Regions from separate parts of the Homo sapiens genome. Here region 1 is linked to region 2. Evidence: read pairs that join two places in POLR2A ChIA-PET (ENCODE). Cell type or tissue: GM12878. All regions are shown on one strand. Each heading gives the region's core, and the rest is flanking DNA. Links, peaks and the distances in the headings are about the cores only. Region 1 overlaps CTNNB1 (catenin beta 1). Region 2 overlaps LOC105377043 (a long non-coding RNA gene).

Region 1 (5,383 bases), core at 101-5,100, 300 kb after region 2:
ACATTTCTTACCTCTAGCACAGCACTGTCCAGTAATCCACACTTTCTGAGACAGTGGAAATGTTCAGTATCTGTGCTGTTCAGTTGGTAGCAACCAGCTACCCATGCCTATTAAACATTTGAAATGTGGCTGTGTGACTAGTGGCAATTATGTTGGAGAGTACAGTTTTAGAAACTCCTGTTTTTCTTACATGGCACTACATTTAGTATCACAATCTAATTGTGCAAGCCAGATAGGTAGGAGTCATCTTTATTCCTGTTATTTAATTTTTCTCATCTACTATATCCAGTTCATCACATCAACAGCGCCTGTTGTTTCTACCTCCTAAATATTTCTTTAGTCTAACTACTACTTGTCCCTAGTGCCACCACCATCTATCAGCTGGAATATTGCTATAGCTGCCTTACAGGTTTCCCTTCTTTCCTGTTCTCTTCTAGTTTTTTGAATTTTAGTCAGCACGAGATTTTAAAAACTCAAATAAGATTGTGTTATTCACCTGCTTAAAACCTTTCATGACTTTCAGTGTCACGTAGAACAGAAAACACTTTTCTTACCAAAGGCTAGAGAGCTCTACGTGATCTGGCTATTTTTAACGTTTCATTGCACTCACCCTTTTCCTCTATAATCAAACTACTCTGATCTCAAGGGTTAGTTCTTGAAAGATGATCATGTTCTTTAATGACTTTAGGTTTTTGTGTGTTATTTTCTATTTCTGGGATGTTTATTCTCTGTTCCTTACATGCTGGCCCTTTTGCATCCTTCTTCAGGTCTCAGCTTACATGTTACCTTCAAGAAGCCTTTGACCACTCTAAGTGGGCCCTTCCTTCCACTTCTGCTGTGTAATCCCACTCCCTTCTCCCACTTGTTAATTAGTTACATACTTTTTTGTAATTGTTTATTTGGTTGCTGTCTCCCTCTCAAGAATGCAGGGACCATGTCTGCATTCTGCAGTAATCACTACTGCACACCCAGAATCTATTACAGATCCTGGCATGTAGCTGATGCATAAATATTTGTTGAATGAAAGTCTGTACATTGTATTTATGCTATTGGTATTGCTATGACCTGAAACTAAAAGGAGTTGTGGAAAAGATTTCTTATGGAACAGAAATATCCCTTTTGATTAATATCACAATCTCGTAAATTGAGAAAACAAAAAAATATATACTACTGGAGCATTCATGTATAGTTGGAGATTATGACTCATTTATTGGTGTGTTTTTGGACTCAGAACAAAGATGAGGGAATATTCCTTAAAGCTCTGTATTGAAATAACGAAAAGCAGTCACATTTTAATAATAGAAGCTTCCTAGCTTACTCTTTCTGTAATCTTCTTTTCCTAAATGTAAGAGAGCCTCATAATTATGAGGCTTATTACTAGAGTAAGGCTGTCAAAGGCAGCAAAATGTCTTTCTGTTTGGAAGAATAACATAAACTTGACATGTATGGTGGGGGACAGAAGGTTTCAAAAGTTTAAGAATCTGTGTTGTCTTAACAAATAGATGCTTCTCAAGGAGCTTACGCTAGTGGTTACTCTGTCCAGTCAGGGTTTTTTCTTCTTTAACTTGGGTTCATTTCCTGATGGCACACATGAAGTTTGGATCATATGGTTTGACTTTAGCTATGGTCCTTAGCTATGGGGAGCAGCATCAGCGACCTGTGACATGTAAATTAAAAATACAATGCCAGGGCCCTTCCCCAGCCCCTCTGATAGAGAACCTCTTGGCCATCTGTATTTTTAGATGTTCCAGGTTAGTCTGATTAACACCCTTGGTTAAGAACCATTGGGAGGATCTGATTGCCAGTTTAAGGGGACCTTCAAGCCTGTAGGTCTTTATAGTTAAAAAAAAAAAAAGATTTTAAAAATCATGCATATGTTGTGGCTGAATTCTGGTTTAGCACATACTGCTTTTAATGGCCTGAAATGTTTTTCCCAAATAAATTGTCTTGTTATAGCTTTCATGTGTGATTTGGTCCAGCTTCTTGTTTTGAAGATACTTACGGGGGGGAACACTTTGTGATTTCTCTTAGTAACATATTAACCCACTTAAAAACCCTTTCTATTACAGGTCTTCACATTTAGGCTTAATGTGCTTAATTCAAATGTAAAAATACACCTGCCTTTGTTCTCAGTGAAAGTATGTAATAAATAAATGAGGGGTTGGCAAACTACTGCCCACCATCTGTTTTTTTATGGCCTATGAACTAAGAATCGTTTTGGATAGCTAAAAAAAAAAATCAAAAGGATAATTATTTTGTGACGTGAAAATTATATGAAATTCAAATTTCAGTTTCTGTGAATGAAGTTTTAATGGAACACAGCCATCCATGCTTATGTAAGTGTGCATATTCTCTGGCTGTTTTCACTGCAATAGCAGAGTTGAGTAGTTGTGACAAAGAGTTTATGGCCCACAAAACCTAAAATATTTACTTTCTGATGCTTTACAGAAAAAGTTTCCTGAACCTTATTCTAGCTATATGTTGTTCATAAATGAATCTTTCGTGGTTCTGAAGGCATTTAAGAATCTCTTAGGTTATAAATTGGCTGGGCGCAGTGGCTCACGCCTGTAATCCCAGCACTTTGGGAGGCCGAGGCTGGTGGATCACGAGGGCAGGAGTTCAAGATCAGCCTAGCCAAGATGGTGAAACCCTGTCTCCATTAAAAAAAAAAAAAAAAAAAAAAAAATAGCTGGGGTTGGTGGTGGGCAGTAATCCCAGCTACTCGGGAGGCTGAGGCAGAGAATTGCTTAAACCCAGGAGGCGGAGGATGCAGTGAGCCAAGATCGCGCCACTGCACTCCAGCCTGGGCAACAGAGTGAAACACCATCTCAAAAAAAAAAAAAAAAAAAAAACACTCTTAGGTTATAAATAATTGTTGTTAGCTCTCCAAGCCTCCATATTACATTTTGTGTGTTCTCCTGTTCACATTTTGAGCATTTTATTTTTTATTAGCACATTCAGTTCATCAGGTATTTAAGAGCTTAATATATGCCAAAGCATATATTAAGCGAGAAGCTGTTTCTAAATGTACTGTCTCAGCCCTCACAGAGTTCACTTCATTAGGCTCTTTAAAATTTCTTTCTTTAAAAGGTCAGCGTGCTGGTATAGTGGGGAAGGGAAACTCTTACAACACGTCGAGTAGAGGAAGGTTATCATTATGGGATATAATTTGGAAGTCATTGAGTACCTGCCATTAATTCTGCCTGTAGTCTGAATGTAGAGATTAACATGTAGAAACTTTTTTGAAATAAAATCTTCAATTTCTTTGGCATATCTAGTACTGTCTAGCTAGGCATATAGTCAAAGTATGGTGTATATTTCAAGTATTAAAAGTTTTTTTGGGCTGTAGTCACTGTTGAAAGGATATAGTTCTTTACTATTACATGTGATACCTTTATATAAAATTGGCTAACCCCTGTCTTTCATTTATCTGCAACACTGACTGTTACCAGTTGTCTCTAACTTTGGTATGGGGGGTGGAAATATGATTAGATTGAAAGGGTACATGACTGAGCCACAAGCAGACCTGGATTTGAATTTTAACTGAACGGTTTATTAGCTATTCTTACATTAATACTGCTAATCAGTTTTCTTGTGATATGAGGAATGATGTCTTCTTTATGAGGTTGCTAGGAAGATTCAATGAGATAACATACTAGGCTCAGAACTGAAGTTGCTAGGAATTTAATTATGCTACCTTGTTAAAGTATGTCAAAGGCAGAATTCAGTGTTTAGCTGATACCACAAGGCAGTATCCTAAAATTATGCTGTAAAAGATATAAAGATGCTGTAAGTGACTCAGAAACCTAGTGACTTTGTAATGCAGTTGATTCTTAGAATACTGTCACTTTAACAGAATAGGAGCTAGGAATGAAGAAATAGTTATTAAATTACTAAAATAGAAAATTTATTGACACATGTAAAGTGACATTTGCTTAAATATTGAAAAATTTGTAGTACTATTTCCTTGCTTTAGAAAACATTGGTTACCACTTTTTTTATTTATAGCAGTTTGTTTTTGCCTTGAGGCAAGATGGTTGACTGAGTAGTTGCCACATTTCTTTTGTACAAAGTCCATTTCATAGGCCATCTAGCTTTTATGCTTAGAAACATTTCCTTAACGTTATATTTCAGTATTTGGCTAACCTATATAGGGTTAAATTATATAGGCTAACTTCTCGGACAGATATTTCTAATAATTTATGTATTTGGTTCTGCAAATGTATGCAAAAATATATGTACAAAGGTATGCAGATGCCTTGCATACTTGATATATGTTAAATTTTTTTTAATGTAGACCTTTTTCGTTCTCTTTAATGACTATATGGTATTCCACCATCCCCCGCTCACCTGGACAACTACAGTAACCTCCTAAATGGTGTTTCTACTTTGCTATTGCCCCTTATTGTCTTTTTTCCCCTTTATAGCTGCTGGAGTGAATTTTAGAAAGCCTAAGTCATACATCACATTGCTTCATGGGCATCCCAGTACACTTTGGATTTTATTTTACATCCTTACTGATCTGATTCTCATCTCTGTCTCTTCATGGTTCTCTGCCTTCTAGTTACACTGGTGACCTTTCAAAACCTTTACCACATTGAGTTCATTCCTTACTTTTCACTCTTTCTCTGCCTGGAGTGTTCTGCCCCATCTTTACGTGGCCAGCTGCTCCTCCTCTGATGAAATGTCTCTTCCTCACAGGCCTTCCCTGACCACCCACTAGAGTAGCACATCTTCTACCTCATAAACTTGTTTATTAGTATTTCTTACTCTAAATTTTCTTTTAAATTGCTTAATTCCCTAACAGTAGAATATAAGCTTCACTGTATGTATGATCTTGTTGACTCTCTTACTCATTGTTATTGTAATACCAGTAACAAAGGGTGTTTAAAATTTGTTCAGTGGGTGAATATATGTTCCATTTAATGGATAAATTATTTTTTATTCAGTCTCCTGTTGATGGACATTTGAATAATTTCCATCTTTTTCTCTATGAATGCCTCACTTGGCATGCTTCTGACAGTATTGCCACAGAATACATTTCTGTTATAAAAATTGAATTTTTAAGTCAAAGGGTAGTTACACTTTAATGGATAGTGGCAGCTTACTATCAAAAGTTTCTGCTAGTTTCACCATATCCTTATTAGCAGTAGATATTATCAATCTTTTCAATCTTTGCCAATCTGATAAGCAAAAAGTAAATGGGTTTAAACATCCTTTGTATATATTCATTGCTCACTTTATGTTTTTCCTTTGAAATGTTATTTCTTGTTCTTTCCCTGCAGTATGATTCTTTCTTTTTTTGACTTGTTCCCAGTTTTTTGTGTACTATGGATATTAGCCTTTAATTATGTTACGGATGTTCTAGTATGTTATTTTTTGA
Region 2 (5,383 bases), core at 192-5,191:
GGGGTCGTGGTAGGTGACCAGGGGAGTGGGCAGGTGTATTGGACTGGGAAGCCAGCTTGGGAAGACGTGCTTCAGCTGTTCATTCATAGTCTGTGTCACACTCACAGGAGGTGGACCCTCCATTCTGAGATCACCATCCTGAGTGGCCCAACCCTTAACCCTATGTGACATTGGTGGTGTTGGTTTTTAAAGAGTATAAGCTGTAGGCTCTAATGAAATTCTAAGCCTTGTTTTGAGGTTTGAAACTTAAGAAGTATTTCAACCTTTCTGCCACTGCCATAGTGGGCCAGGGCACAGCGTCTTAGGTTGTATTTCATGGCACTTGTCCTCTTTGTCCTGTTTGCTGGCTCCCCTCTGGAAATACTCCCTCCTGCTTGTCAAACAGAATCTTTACACTTGCCCTGAGTCCCTTTTTTTTCTTTTTTTTTCTTTTTCTTTTTGAGACAGAGTCTCACTCTGTAGCCCAGGCTGGAGTGCAGTGGCGCAATCTCGGCTCACTGCAACCTACACCTCCTGGGTCCAAGTGATTCTCTTGCCTCAGCCTCGCGAGTAGCTGGGACTACAGGTGCATGCCACCTCGCCTGGCTAATTTTTTATTTATTTGTTTTTTGTATTTTTAGTAGAGACAGGGTTTCACCATGTTAGCCAGGATGGTCTTGATCTCCTGACCTTGTGATCCACCTGCCTCGGCCCCTCAAAGTGCTGGGATTACAGGCGTGAGCCACCATGCCTGGCCCCAGAGTCCTTTTTCTTTTGTAACCGTTTGATGTAGGCAGCCATGCCACTTGTATTCTTCACTGTCTTTTTTTTTTTTTTTTTTTTTTCCCCTCAGCGCTAGCACAATATTTTACAAGGAAATTTGGGAATTAATGCCACAGTTAGCTTAAGCTATATAGATAATTAGGGTTTATAGTTCGAAAAATTGTCCAAACTGAACCTAGATACCTATTTCTTACGAATTTTTTTATTGCTGTGGATTCTTTTAAAATTTAGTGTCAAGTTGTATAGTTAAAGTTAGTTGTTTAAATAAAGTTTGTTTTTGTTTTTAGTGGTAGGGTTTGGGATTTGGGTGGAAAAAAAATAGAAAAAGATGCAGATTCTCAATTAATAAAGCCTGTTATTCTAACCTTAGCCTTTCAGACTTTGCAACTGTCATACTTCTGCCACCTACTGCAGAATGCTCTGATTGATGCTTGAACATTACGAGGTGTAAATAATAATTATTGGAGGCATTTATCAATTATTTTCTATGTGATAAGCACCCTATTGAGCGCTTTGCAGGCTGCATTAATTTCTGTGGGCTGCCATAACAAATTACCAGAAACTTGGTGGTTTAAAACAACATAATTTTTTTTCTCTCACAGTTATGAAGACCAGAAATCTAAAATAAAGGTGTTGGCAAGACCATGTCCTCTCTGCAGCCTCTTGGGAAGAATCCTTCCTTGCCTCCTCCTCTTCTGGTGGTTCTCATTATTCCTTGGCTTATGGCAGGTAAGTCCCATCTCTGCCTCCATCTGCATATGGTCGTCTCTGTATCTCTCTGTGTCCTCTCCTTTTCTTATAAGGACATCAGCCACTGGATTTAGCATCCTCCTTAACCAGTGAGATCTCATCTTTATAGTTAACTAATTACATTTGCAAAGACCTTCTTTCCAAATAAGATCACATTCTGAGGTTCTCAGTGAACATGAATCTTGTTGGGGGGCAGGTATTCAATCCACTCTCACATCGGGATTAGTAGATATAGTTATTTCCATTTCATCAATGGGAAAGGTGAGACCCAGGAGGAGATGAACTTGCCCTGCCACTGAACTGAACACTGAAAGAGTTTGGTTGAGGACTTAGCTCAGTCTGATGCCAGCTTTATTCTCTTTCTGCTGTGTCATGCTGCTTCTAGAAAACCAAACTGCAAACTCAAGTCTAGAAAGTAATGACATCAACATTTATCCATCCATTGGCTTCCAGACCATACCACTTGGAGGCAAAAGATCAGGAGTAAGTAGATAAATTCTCGTAGAATATGAGAATTTTGAGCTCCTACTAGGTGCCAAATTTTTATATGTCCCTTAAATAGCCACAATACCTTATGAAGTGACTATTTGAGGTCACTTCATTCAGGGATGGGATTGAGACTCAAAGATTTTGACTTGCCCAAGGTCACATAGCTAGTGGGTTACCGAACTCAAATTTTGTTTCAGATATTGTGTTGCATTTAAGTTCATGATGAGCTCATCAGTGGAAGTGATTATGCCATGTATTGCAATATTAGGTACTCCATCAGGACCTAACTATCCAACCATCACACAATGGTGAGAGGGCCAGGATCATTCTCCTGTAGGGTCCTAGTTCTAACTAGTGAGGTGACCTTAGACAAGTCAATTTTCTGGGCCTTTGTAATAGGAAGAGCTAGCACTGGACAATGCCTTCATTGCTGATGTTTTGTAAGCATATTGTATAGTTATAGGAAAGTGCCCTTGCCCATATATGTTAATATTTGCTGGAGTGTGGCCAGGGTAATACAAAGTATGTTCTCACTACTGACTTTTCACCCCCAAGTTAATAGTTAACTTTGCCTCCTTGTTTAACTATGCTGTCTGTTGGCTTTGGTCAGAAAGAAAAATTCTGAAACACCTAGTGGAACGGTGCTAACATTTGTCTTTCTTCACCTTTACTTGATGTGGTTTATTTCTATTAAGTTAGGTCAGGATAGCTTTTCAAAAACATGATATTTCAAAAACATAGTTTAGTGTAACACAATTTACCATATAAATCTCTGAACAGATAAATGTTCAAAATAGAAGTATTTTCTTTATATGTTCATGGTATTTTTAAAGGTTAGAGTCATCTATTGCAGCAATTTGGAAAATCCTTCTTTACAGGCTGCTCAGTAAAGGAAAGGTCTATGGCCGCACTGTGAGGTGGGAACAGTAGGAACTTTTTTTTTTTCCAGACAGGGTCTTATTCTGTCACCCAGGCTGGAATGCGGGGACCACATCTTGGCTCAATGCAACCTCTGACTCCCAGGTTCAAGCGATTCTCCTGCCTGAGCCTCTCAAAGTGCTGGGATTACAGGCATGAGCCACTGCATCCAGCCAACAGTGTGAACTTTGGGGTCATGCAAACCTTTGATCAATTTGAGTTCTGTAACCCACTAGCCATGTGACCTTGGGCAAGTCACAATCTCTGAGTCTCAATCTCATCCCTGAATGCACCTCAGAAAGTCACTTCATAAATTATTGTGTCTATAAAACGGACATATAAAAATTTGGCACCTAGTAGGGGCTCAATTAATCCACTCCTCCTCCTCCCTCCTTTAGTCTGTTGTTTTGTGGAGTAAAAATCCACCATTTTGCAAATGTGGTTAGGACCACACGATGTAATTCCCTTCTCTTCCAAGTCTACTGGTGAAGTGGAAAAGGTGAATCTATTTGTCTCATTTTGATTAGGCCTCAGGGAAGGCCTAATTCTGGAAGAAACTCAAGCAGCATGGAATGTTTTCTCGCCATTCAGAAACAGTGCCTACGTTCATACATGTAAATTGGATCTGCCATTCTGTCTCACCACTGGATTTTACCTCGGGTGCCCTGAAATGAAAGGAAGTTTTGAAGGAGCACCGTGAAACTGTCAGTGAGCTCACTTGATAAATCATTGTTGGAACTGGAGGGATTTTTGCTGTGGAGGTAACAAGGGGCCACAGCCTGCTTTGGTGCCCAGCCCAGAAAAGTATAGCTGAGACTTGGGCCTGCTTCTGGTTGCAAATTGTTTACTGCTCAGCACTGTGGGCACATTTCCTTTTGGCTCTGCACAGAAACGACAGATGCCCATGGTCATGCATCAGGACTTGGCCTGTCAGAGAAGCTTGTTTAGAAGAGATTTAGACTATGGAGGGAAAATCATCATGAGGGTGAAAAGGGTTGGGTAAGATTGCTGTGCGCAGAACCCCGGACAATGAAGGCAGGGGCAAGAGAATGGGCTGGGTCACCTTGGCAGGCCTCTCCAGTCCCAGCAGCAAACAGGTAATGAGCCTTTGTATGCTGCTTTTGTGTGCTAGCCCCTGTGCTCCCAGCTGGAGGAATGAGGGTAAATGAGAAACAGCTCCTGCCTCCGAGGTCAGAATTTAGTGCAGAAGACAGCCTATTAGCCATCTCGTGCAACAAGGCAGAACAGAGGCCTCTGCTCCACATGGAAGGAAGAGGGCACAGTTAAGGACAGGGCCTCTGCAGTCCCACAGCCTGGATTCAAACCCTACCTGAGCTGCTACCTAGCTGTGTGACCTTGGGCAAGGTGCCTGACCTCACTGAACCTCAGAGGCCTCACCTGTGAAATGAGGACTATAATAATACCAAACTCCTGGGGTTGTCAGAGGATGGAAAGAGCATTTTCAGAGTACCTGGCACATTGGAGGCACTTTGCTGTTAAAATATAACCCTCATGAAATCTGTTTTCAGTATGAGCTGAGACAGAGACCACATTTTGCAAACTGAAAACCAAGGCATCTGAATATGCCAGCAGAGCTCTCCTGATTTATACACATGTATTTGTGAAGTCTTACAGAGCGTGGAAACATTAAAGCACGTTTGGGTTTAACAGGAGAATCCAAGTATTTGACATTAGCACCTTGTCTGCCTTTTGCCACTGGTTCTTTCCAGCAGAGTCTTATGGGGCTCTTTCAAATGCTGGGGAGGCCTGGAAGCATCCCCAGGTCTTCAGCAAACTTCCTTAGGTAAAATCAGAGCAATGTAGGAAAGACTGGCTCTGTGATAAATCCAGGAGACCAAACGAAAAGACCCAGTGATGCAGAGAGAGCCAGTATGGGTAGAAACAGGTGCTTTCCAGGATAGCTCTCCTGTCTTCCCCACAGGTCTGCTTTCTGTTTCTAATAGTCCTGTTTCCATTCTATCCATCCTGACCCCACGCTGCCATGGAACACATCCTGAGCACATATATGTGTACATATGTTTATAAGCATTCACATGTGCCCATGGGTGTGCACACACACATATGTCAGGGCTATCTCTCTAAGCTCTCCTGGCTCTGAGGAAATAGTCTTGTTTCTAACTGGATCTAGGCAGGCCCCTAATAGTACATCCACTCAGGCCATAAGGCCTGTGAGCCAGGCTGTGTCTCCCACATACCACAGGTCTATTTCCTGCCCTCATTCTGACCTTCTCAGCAAGTCCTCGTTTCCAGCCCAATGCCCTCCTCCCTGACTTGGAGACAGAATTTGGCCCTCAGGGCTCCATGGGACACAGCCTGCAGTCATCCTATGGCTCCACACTGAAACCCAATCAAACTAGTTCCAGCCACTGGAACCCACCCAATGTAGATGGCCAGGCAGGCCTGAGCACCTGTGCAGGTGAGGAGGCATCACTCTGCCCCTCTG

The links. ChIA-PET counts read pairs that join two places held together with the same protein. Peaks named below come from ENCODE experiments on the same cell type or tissue, not always from the same donor. Only the 100,000 strongest peaks of a DNase experiment are listed, where the experiment ranks them.
Region 1: POLR2A ChIA-PET joins it to region 2 with 9 read pairs; 3 of 35 experiments call an interaction of 5 or more read pairs at or near these places.

What each region holds. Positions count from the first base shown.
Region 1 is chr3:41,212,553-41,217,935 of GRCh38, forward strand. The region is part of intron 1 of CTNNB1 (catenin beta 1); the gene reads left to right. Among named protein-coding and RNA genes, the nearest start is that of CTNNB1, 16 kb to the left of the region's middle. In GM12878, for the core only: no CTCF peak of the experiment used is centred there; no DNase peak of the experiment used is centred there.
Region 2 is chr3:40,909,584-40,914,966 of GRCh38, forward strand. LOC105377043 (a long non-coding RNA gene) reads left to right here. Exons shown (of 3, transcript XR_007095885.1): 3 at 1,365-1,779. Among named protein-coding and RNA genes, the nearest start is that of CTNNB1, 290 kb to the right of the region's middle. In GM12878, for the core only: no CTCF peak of the experiment used is centred there; a DNase peak (open chromatin) is centred at 2,498.